Linked DNA regions of Homo sapiens: region 2 is linked to region 1. The links are chromatin loops, found by intact Hi-C in ENCODE. Cell type or tissue: dorsolateral prefrontal cortex. All regions are shown on one strand. Each heading gives the region's core, and the rest is flanking DNA. Links, peaks and the distances in the headings are about the cores only.

Evidence for each region. Peaks named below come from ENCODE experiments on the same cell type or tissue, not always from the same donor. Only the 100,000 strongest peaks of a DNase experiment are listed, where the experiment ranks them.
Region 2: a loop joins it to region 1, with 5 times the contacts of the local background. A loop is called at or near these places in 1 of 110 quality-filtered maps.

What each region holds. Positions count from the first base shown.
Region 1 is chr9:72,599,935-72,604,334 of GRCh38, forward strand. The region is part of intron 2 of TMC1 (transmembrane channel like 1); the gene reads left to right. Among named protein-coding and RNA genes, the nearest start is that of TMC1, 81 kb to the left of the region's middle. In dorsolateral prefrontal cortex, for the core only: no CTCF peak of the experiment used is centred there; no DNase peak of the experiment used is centred there.
Region 2 is chr9:72,701,469-72,705,868 of GRCh38, forward strand. All of the region lies in intron 8 of TMC1 (transmembrane channel like 1), which reads left to right. Among named protein-coding and RNA genes, the nearest start is that of LINC01474, 170 kb to the right of the region's middle. RefSeq lists an enhancer at 2,307-2,426. In dorsolateral prefrontal cortex, for the core only: no CTCF peak of the experiment used is centred there; a DNase peak (open chromatin) is centred at 2,303; H3K27ac peaks cover 979 bases.

The DNA of each region.
Region 1 (4,400 bases), core at 99-4,098:
ATTACTGCAAGAGATATGAACACAGTGCTCAGGAAGCTTAGAGGAAGGAGAAACCAAGTCCTTAGTGATGGAAGGTGGGCTGTCAAGGAAGGCTTTGTGGAGGTTGTGTAATTGTAGGATGAGGGCCATGTAGTAGGTCGACGGGGCCCTCGTGTGCCAGGTGGAAGGAAGCCATTTAAGTCTTTTAAGCTGAGTGGTGGCATGATTACAAGTGCACTTTAGAAAAATCTCTATGGCAGCAATGTGGAGGATGAAGTAACAAAAATATACACTTTGGTTCATTTTGTTCTAAATGGCAACTTTACCTTTAACTGTGTACAGAGCTTACTGACTATACTCAAGCAACAAAATGCACACTTGGAAATCCTGTGTCACGTGCCTATACTAGCTTTGTCGCTGATTCAGCATATACACATCCTCCAGTGTGACAGGATTGTGTATGGAAACAGGTAAGACTGGTGAATACTAGGCTGTGTTCAAGTGTAGAGTCTCATGATTATCACCAATACTGTGGGCTCTCCCTCTTTTAGATGAGTTTTTCTACCATATCTTTGGCTTTACAAAATATATTAACACAGTTTCATAATAGATCTCTTGGAATATGGTCGTTTGGTGTTAAGCATTCTATCTGGCAAAATGAAAAATAAGATGGTAAGAGTTATCCTACAAAAATCCTAATGTTCTCAAGCTACTGCTGAAATTCTTTTTCTAGTAATTTACAAAAAAGTCCCCATTTTCTTGTAGAAATAAGCCAATTAAAAAAAGAAAAAAATTAAAATAAAAAATTAAAGTTCTTAATGATAAATTATATTAAAATTTATTTCCTGTTTTACCCTATATCCTATGAGCGTGGTTCTCAAACTTCGTTCAGTGCATACCAGAATCATCATGTGCGCTTGTTAAACAGAGGTCTGGGTTCCACCCCCAGAGCTTCTGATTCACTTCATGGAATCTGAGAACTGGCATTTCTGACAAGTTCCCAGGGGATGCTGAGGCTGCTGGTCCAGGGACCACACACTGAGAAATATTGTTCTGAAATAATAACAGCTAATTTTTGTTAGGCAGTTTCTGTGTTCCAAATACAGGTTGAATATCCCTTATCCAAAATGCTTGGGGCAAGCTGGGTGCAGAGGCTTATTCCTGTAATGTCAGCACTCTGGGAGGCTGAGGCAGGAGGATTGCTTGAGACCAGGAGATTAGGACCAACCTAGGCAACATAGCAAGACACTGTTTCTACACACACACACACACACACACACAGACACACACACACACACACACACACAAATTGCCAGGCATGGTGGCATATCCCTATAGTCCCAGCTACTTGGGAGGCTGAGGGAGGAGGATCACTTGAAACAAGGAGTTTGAGACTATCCTGGGCCACATAGTGAGACCCTGTCTCTACAAAAAATATTTGAAAAATTGGCCAGGTGCGGTGGCTCATGCCTATAGTCCCAGCACTTTGGGAGGCTGAGGCAGGTGGATCATTTGAAGTCAGGAGTTCAAGACCAGCCTGGCCAACATGGTGAAACCCCGTCTCTACTAAAAACACAAAAATTAGCTGGGCAGTAGTGGTGGGCGCTTGTAATCCCAGCTACTCAGGAGGCTGAGGCCAGAGAATCGCTTGAACCCAAGAGGTGGAGGTTGTAGTGAGCTGAGATCGTGCTCCTGCACTCCAGTCTGGGTGACAGAGTGAGACCCTGTCTCGAACAAAACAAAACAAAACAAAACCAAAAAAACCAAAACAAAAAACATATTAGCTTGGCATGGTGGTGCATTCCTGTAGTTTCATATACTTGGGAGGCTGAGGCAGAAGAATTGCTCACGCCTGGGCCTTCAAGGTTAGAATGAGCTGTGATCTCACTACTGCACTCCAATGTGGGTCACAGAGCAGGACTCAAATGAAAACAAAACCAAAACCAAAATTCTTGGGACCAGAAGTATTTCAGATTTCAGATTATTTTGGATTTTGAAATATTGGCATGTATCTAATGAGACATCTCAGGGATGGGACCCAAGCCTAAACACAAAATTCATTTATTTTTCATATACACCTTGTATACATAGCCTGAAGGTAATTTTATATAATATTTTAAATAATTTTGTGCACCTGTCACGTGAGGTCAGGTGTGGAATTTTCTACTGTGGTGTCAAGTCAATGCTCAAAAAATTGCAGATTTTGGAGAATTTCAGATTTCAGATGTTTGGATTAAATGTGCTTAGCCTGGACCTTACTTGTTGTAGCTCGTTTAATCCTCATGGCAATGCTAGGACACAGGTGGTTTTAGTATAATATTATTACAAATGAAGAGCCTGAGACTTGAGAAAGTAAGACAACACACTCCAGGTCACTCAGCCAATTAGTGGTGAGCAAGAATTGAACCCAGATTTGATATGCGAATGACTTGCTGTGATTCTCCTATTGGTGATTTTTTTTTTTTTTTTTTTTTTTTTTGAGACAGGGTCTTGCTCTGTCACCCAGGCTGGAGTGCAGTGGCATGATCTCAGCTCACTGCAGCCTCTGCCTCCCAGGTTCAAGCGATTCTCCTGCCTCAGCCTCCTGAGCAACTGGGACTACAGGCATGTGCTACCATGCTTGGCTAATTTTTGTATTTTTAGTAGAGATGGGGTTTCACCATGTTGGCCATGTGGATCTCGAGCTCCTGACCTCAAGTGATCCATCCGCCTCGGCCTCCCAAAATGTTGGGATTATAGGCGTGAGCCACTGCACCCGGCCCCTTATTGGTGTATTTTTATTTCCCAAGTATGACACCTGTTCAGAGACTTTGGAACCCTGAGAACATTTTGTTGGTGTGTTTTGTGACTAATATTGCCTTTTTCTGAGATGAATGCTGTTCTTTGAAAAAACATTTGTATTTTTAGATAGAAATGTACTTCATCCCCAGTGAATATTTCTGACTTTAGAGAAATTGCCAAACCTGCTGACTCATAACAAAAATAAAGAGCATCTACTATTCAGTTTATGGCTTTTAGTTTTGGGAGGTGGTAGGAGGAAGGATAGATTACCACCCACTATAGATCATTTTATTTTCATTTTATTTTAATGCCATTTACCAGTATTGTGTATATGGAGGTGGTCTTGAGAGCTTTGTGGAGATTATTTTTTCAATAGTACAGATGGCTCTGATAAATATTTAAGGCATCTTGGGAAACAAGAATACCATCCTGACTCAGGAGAAATTGGTCACGTAAATCACTTTGTTTCAAGTGCTTTGGCCTCTGAGCATCTCAAATGGACACATACTTCATTGGCTTATTAACTCATTGCCGGAGTCACTGAAGGCCCAAACTACAACTTCATGCCTGACCACACACCAAGGCTTTTTTATTGCTTAGTTTTCTGGCTCTTTGCCTATTCTGCTCTCCCTACCCATAACCATGTGAGTATCATGTCCAGCAAACTAACTTACTCCTTCTCTCTCCCCACTACACACACACACACACACACACACACACACACACACCACACTCCACACGCACACATACACAGAGCATTTTTCATGGGTATGTTGTCAGACAGATTTCTCTGTTCTGAAGGCTCATCTCCTTAGAGAACCTTACCGTGTCAATGTTGCATTTAGTTTAGTTTAGTGTTGTTGTTGTTGTTGTTGTTGTTGCTGTTTTTAAATCTTGCTCTGTTGCCCACAGTGGCGCGATTTCAGCTCACTGCAACCTCTGCCTTTTGGGTTCAAGCAATTCTCCTGCCGCAGCCTGCTGAGTAGCTGGGATTACAGGCCCCCGCCACCATGTCCAGCTAGTTTTTGTATTTTTAGTAGAGACGGGGTTTCACCATGTTGGCTGGTCAAGTCTTGACTTCCTGACCTCGTGATCCACCTGGCTTGGCTTCCCAAAGTGTTGGGATTACAGGTGTGAGCCACTGCGACCGGCTGTTTTTTTTTTTTTTTTTTTTTTTTTTTTCTTTTTTGAGACGGAATTTCGCTCTTGTTGCCCAGGCTGGAGTGCAATGGTACAATCTTGGCTCATTGCAACTTCTGCCTCCTGGGTTCAAGCAATTCTCCTGCTTCAGCCTCCCAGGTAGCTGAGATTGCAGGTGCCCACCACCATGCCTGGCTAATTTTTGTATTTTAGTAGAGATGGGATTTCACCATGTTGGTGTTGTATTTAGTTTTAACACTGTTATCTTCTCAGATTGTAATGAGAGAACAGGCTATCATCACTTGGTGATAAAATTTCCTGTAATTATAATCTCATTCTCAAAGATAAAACATTGATACCTAATGTGCTTTTAACTTTAATGCCAATTTATCACAATGGAAGACATTTCAAATAAATACTGTTTTTTTGTTCATAAGGTCTTAAAAATCTTGAATATAACTGCAAAAAAGCATTACATGTTAAAAGAAATCACAAAATTA
Region 2 (4,400 bases), core at 220-4,219, 100 kb after region 1:
TAACAGCCATGTTTGCATCTCCTAGTTTTGCCAAAGATTGCATTCTTCCATAAATCATTTTTATAAATAGTAGTAAGTTTTAAAAACTATCCCTTCACAAGCCTATTTAACTAGTAATGCTGTAAAAATGATAGTATAGTATTATTGTCTCTGATGATGAAAACAAGAACTGAAATAGCTATCAGGATAATTCACTTCTAGTCTTGGTTCTGCAAGAGCTTGTGTGCTATTTAAAGGTATCGCTTAATCTCCTGAAGCCTTAGTTACCTCATATCCAAAATAAAGAAAGATATTCTATATCTTCTCTGTGCGCTTGAAGCGTAGCCATCATTTATAGTATTTTTGTTTTGTTTTGTAGAGTAAGGTTTTCCAAGTTCTAAACAATGGTTTTCCCAGAAAACTTTTGCAACACCACAAAATTGCAGTCTGGGAACTCCCTTTGCATGCTCATGTACACATCCATCATAAATGAAGGCAAAGGCAAGCAGCATCCTACGTTCCACAGAGCTACAAATTTTGTGTATGCATGCTCATGTGTCTGTACATTAAAATAATTTTCATTTAGCGAAGTGATAATGATGCTAAATTATAGGTTTTAAAAATATTCTTACCTGGCAAAATAGAAGTTTGGCAACCCTATGTGGGCCTCTCAAATATATTTGAAATATTAATGACCCATAAAGTCCCCAAACTTGGGAACTTCAGATAACTATATATAGAAAGTTTAAAATTGGAGCAATATTGTGAACTTCCAAAATATATGATTGAATAAAAATTCCAAGGACTACCTTTCCTTTCCAACTGCATGGAGGTGTAGAAATACCCCCCTGGTCTTTGCCCGTATCTCTCGTGCAGGATCGTGGAGGAGACAGCAGCTTCAGATTTGAGTTAGGATCTCAGATCTTCCATTTAATAGCTGTGCACATTTGATCGAGTTGTGTAGTCTCTCTACACAACTCAGGTTCCTTATGAAATTGTACCTTATTGACAGAGTTTTTGGAATTATAAAATGAGATAATTTATGTAAAACATGTTGCCAGAACTTGGCACATAGCTGGGAAACCTAAGTTGTAGTTATTACTTCATCTCAGAACAGACTTGATGCCCAATTCCTGAAGGGTGACAAGAGAGATGGAGAGAATTTGGGACCTGGCAAGTCTAGGTGGGAGCAGACCTAGTCACAATCAGACCCCAGAAGCCTTGTGGGATGGTGACACATTGGTACCAGTTTGGATAAACAATAAGATTTTGAGGATGCAACAGAAGGAAGTAAGGCATTTGACAATTTAGCAAAATCCAGGACCAGACCGTTCTCAGATCTTCTAAAACATAGCCATAGTTCTGTGGCAGATTTCAAGGTCTCAGGCCTTGGTCTGGAGTCCAAGAGTTAAGCAAATTTTAGCAATGGGGAGAGATAGGCATTAGCATTGGAAAGAAGGACAATACGAGCCCTTAGTACGAAAGCAGACACTGACAATAAGGAGACCGCACCTGACTCTAATCTAGACATAGGTTTTTTTATTTGGCCCACATGTGTTTTGTTTCTTTTTCTTTTATTTTTTTTAACCGTGGCAATATATACAATACAAAATTCACCATTTTAACCATGAAATCGATTTTCTTTATCATAATTTTTTTCAATATTTTTAAAAATTTAAATTACTTTTTTTTTCTCGAGACAGGGTCTTAACTCTGTTGCCCATGCTGGAGTGCAGTGGTGCTATCTTAGCTCACTGCAGCCTCAATCTCCTGGGAGCAAGGGATCCTTCTGCCTCAGTCTACCACGTACCTGGGACTATATGTGCACACTACCATGTTTGGCTAATTTTTTCTTTTTGTGTAGGGATGGGGTCTTACTATGTCGCCCAGGCTGATCTCGAACTCCTGGCCTCAAGCCATCTTCCTACCTCAGCCTCCCAAAGTGCTGAGATTATAGGCATGAGCCACTGCACCCAGCCTCAATCTTTTAAAAGTGGGAGTAAAATATTCAGATGTTCAGCTTTTCATGAACAAGTGGAAGATTTGGTCCTACATTCTTCCATCACAGTAACAGCTAGGACTAAGCACCTGGCCTCTATTAATGGGGCATTCCTTTTTCAATTTGCACCATTCTCAAACAATCCATATTACTTGTTTATGCTGCTTGGCTGGACCCTGTAGACATTCAGATTTGCTGCCTCCTACCAGTGCAGCTGGGGAACAAGCTAGGCATGTTACCAAGACGGTGATTCAGATCTTCAAAGCCAAAGTCAGCTCACAGAATGGAAGCACAAATTTAGTCCCAGAAAAGAAACAACTGTGGCTTCTCACATGTCAGCAAGGCTCACAGTCTGGTGATGATTTTCCATGGCCAGAAGTGGTTTCTGCCTTGTGGCCGCACCTATGGGTTCCAGCTGGTGCCATGGCCGGGGCCAGCCTAATTCTTTTGGTTTCAGTCTCCGTGATGAAGTTGTTGGTACTTAAGTGCCTGACTTATCTCTCTTTGAATGCTCTATTGAGCTTTTTTTGAATGTTCTATTGAGCTTCTCCCCACCAGATTCCAACTACATTATTAGAACAAGTGGTCAGTACTTCACAGAACGTGCAGGTAAATGTTTCTCTACCCCAATGCCACCAATGCTTGGGAGTGAGGCAGCTTTCCCTCTACCCTTTATTTCTTTCAGAGACATCTAACTTTGAGAGCGTGTTTCTAAGGATTATGTTATTAATATTCCCCAAATTAGCCTGCATCATCGCTCCTGGCTAAGTCTGTGAAACCCAAGATACTAAGCTCAGTGTAACTGAAAGAGATGTTTTGATCACAGCTTTGAATCTGTGCCTGGGTTCGAAGCCTTCTTGTTCTGGACTTGGAGAAAGTTTTGAAACTTCTAAAAGATATTTTAGACAGTGTCAGGGTTTTAAGATATATTTTAGAGTAAGCCTCAGGAATGGCAACTTATGGTTCTGAGGGTGTTATGGGAGACTCAGAGATAGTTCCCACATTTTTAAAGAGCATCTACCATTAGGAACCCGAGCACACTCAGGGCTTAGGATCAAAAGATGGTTAATATAAGTGGTTGCTACATAGGCAGGCAGCTCTAGGAATTGGTTGTGAATCCATATTAATCCTCAAACATGGCTCAGGAGCTAGAGTTCAGCATTTTCAAGATAGCAGAATTGGCTCTATACAGCTGAAAGGAAGCCATCTCCTTTTCATCATCACTGTGGAAATTGTGATTTTCATTCTATGTTTTATTGTATATCAATACAATTTCACACATTCCTGTAGCCTTAAACCTACTGAATGATAATCTCTTGGTGGAAAGGCAGGTGTGTCTGGCCCAGACCAGAAATGTATATTTTTATTTTTTGATCTAAAAATTACTGATATATAGTCAGAATGAAAGCTGCTGTTTTCAATTCTGAGAGACAGAAAGCTCCACTAAACAGAATACTCAGCTCTACAGATGATTTATACAATGAGGAAGAGTGTGTGTAGGGAGTTGGAGGGGGGTAAGGGAAACAGTGTCATATTTTCCAATTATTTGAAAGTCAATTTCTATATTTTATTAATCACATCATTTAAAAATATCCATTAATGAGAATACTAAGTATAATCTGTTTTTAAGCTGTTCATGGGTTTAATTCAGAGGCTGTATGACTAGATCTTTCCTACCTATAAGAGGTCGCAGCACTTACCTGATAGCAGCCACCACAAGTGAAATAAAATACCCAGGTAGAAAGTAACAGGTCTACTTATTACTTGTCTTGAAACCTAAGACTTTTAACTGTATCAGAACATTATATGTGGTAGATTGAAAGTGCTCATGACTAAACCTAAATAAGCAACCACCTTATTTTGTTACAGTAGAATAGGTTTTAGACTGAAAATTGAGACTTGGACTTTGAGCTAAGTGCTTCCTATAACTTCTCTTTGAACCTCCATTTATTCATTTATAAAACAGATAAATTGGATTGTGGACCATGGTCTTCAAACTGCTATCCTCCAAAGTCAAGCAGTTTGGTGAAATCAAATCAGGGCAAAGGAGGCAGAGGTCGCAGGGAGAGCTACTGGGCCACAATGCCGGCTTCAAAAACAGACCTATGGTTTCTCTCTTCTACACAGTGTACTTCCATATAAAGCATTGATTGGAAGAAAGAATGCTTCTGTGGCTATTAAAATAAAAAACAGTTTTAAAAACCCACTTAGCTGGATATTTAAAGAAACTTATTTTGGAGAAGGGACAGTTCTAACATTTCATGAGTCTACAAATTAGGATACAGAAACACTCCAAGTATACTTTTGCAGGGAATTGGCTTTTGGATAGACACCATTTTAAAATGATTTATTTTGATAACAAAAATGTTTATTTAGCTATTATACTGACTACTTTAATTTCTGAGCTTTGTAGTACCCTGAC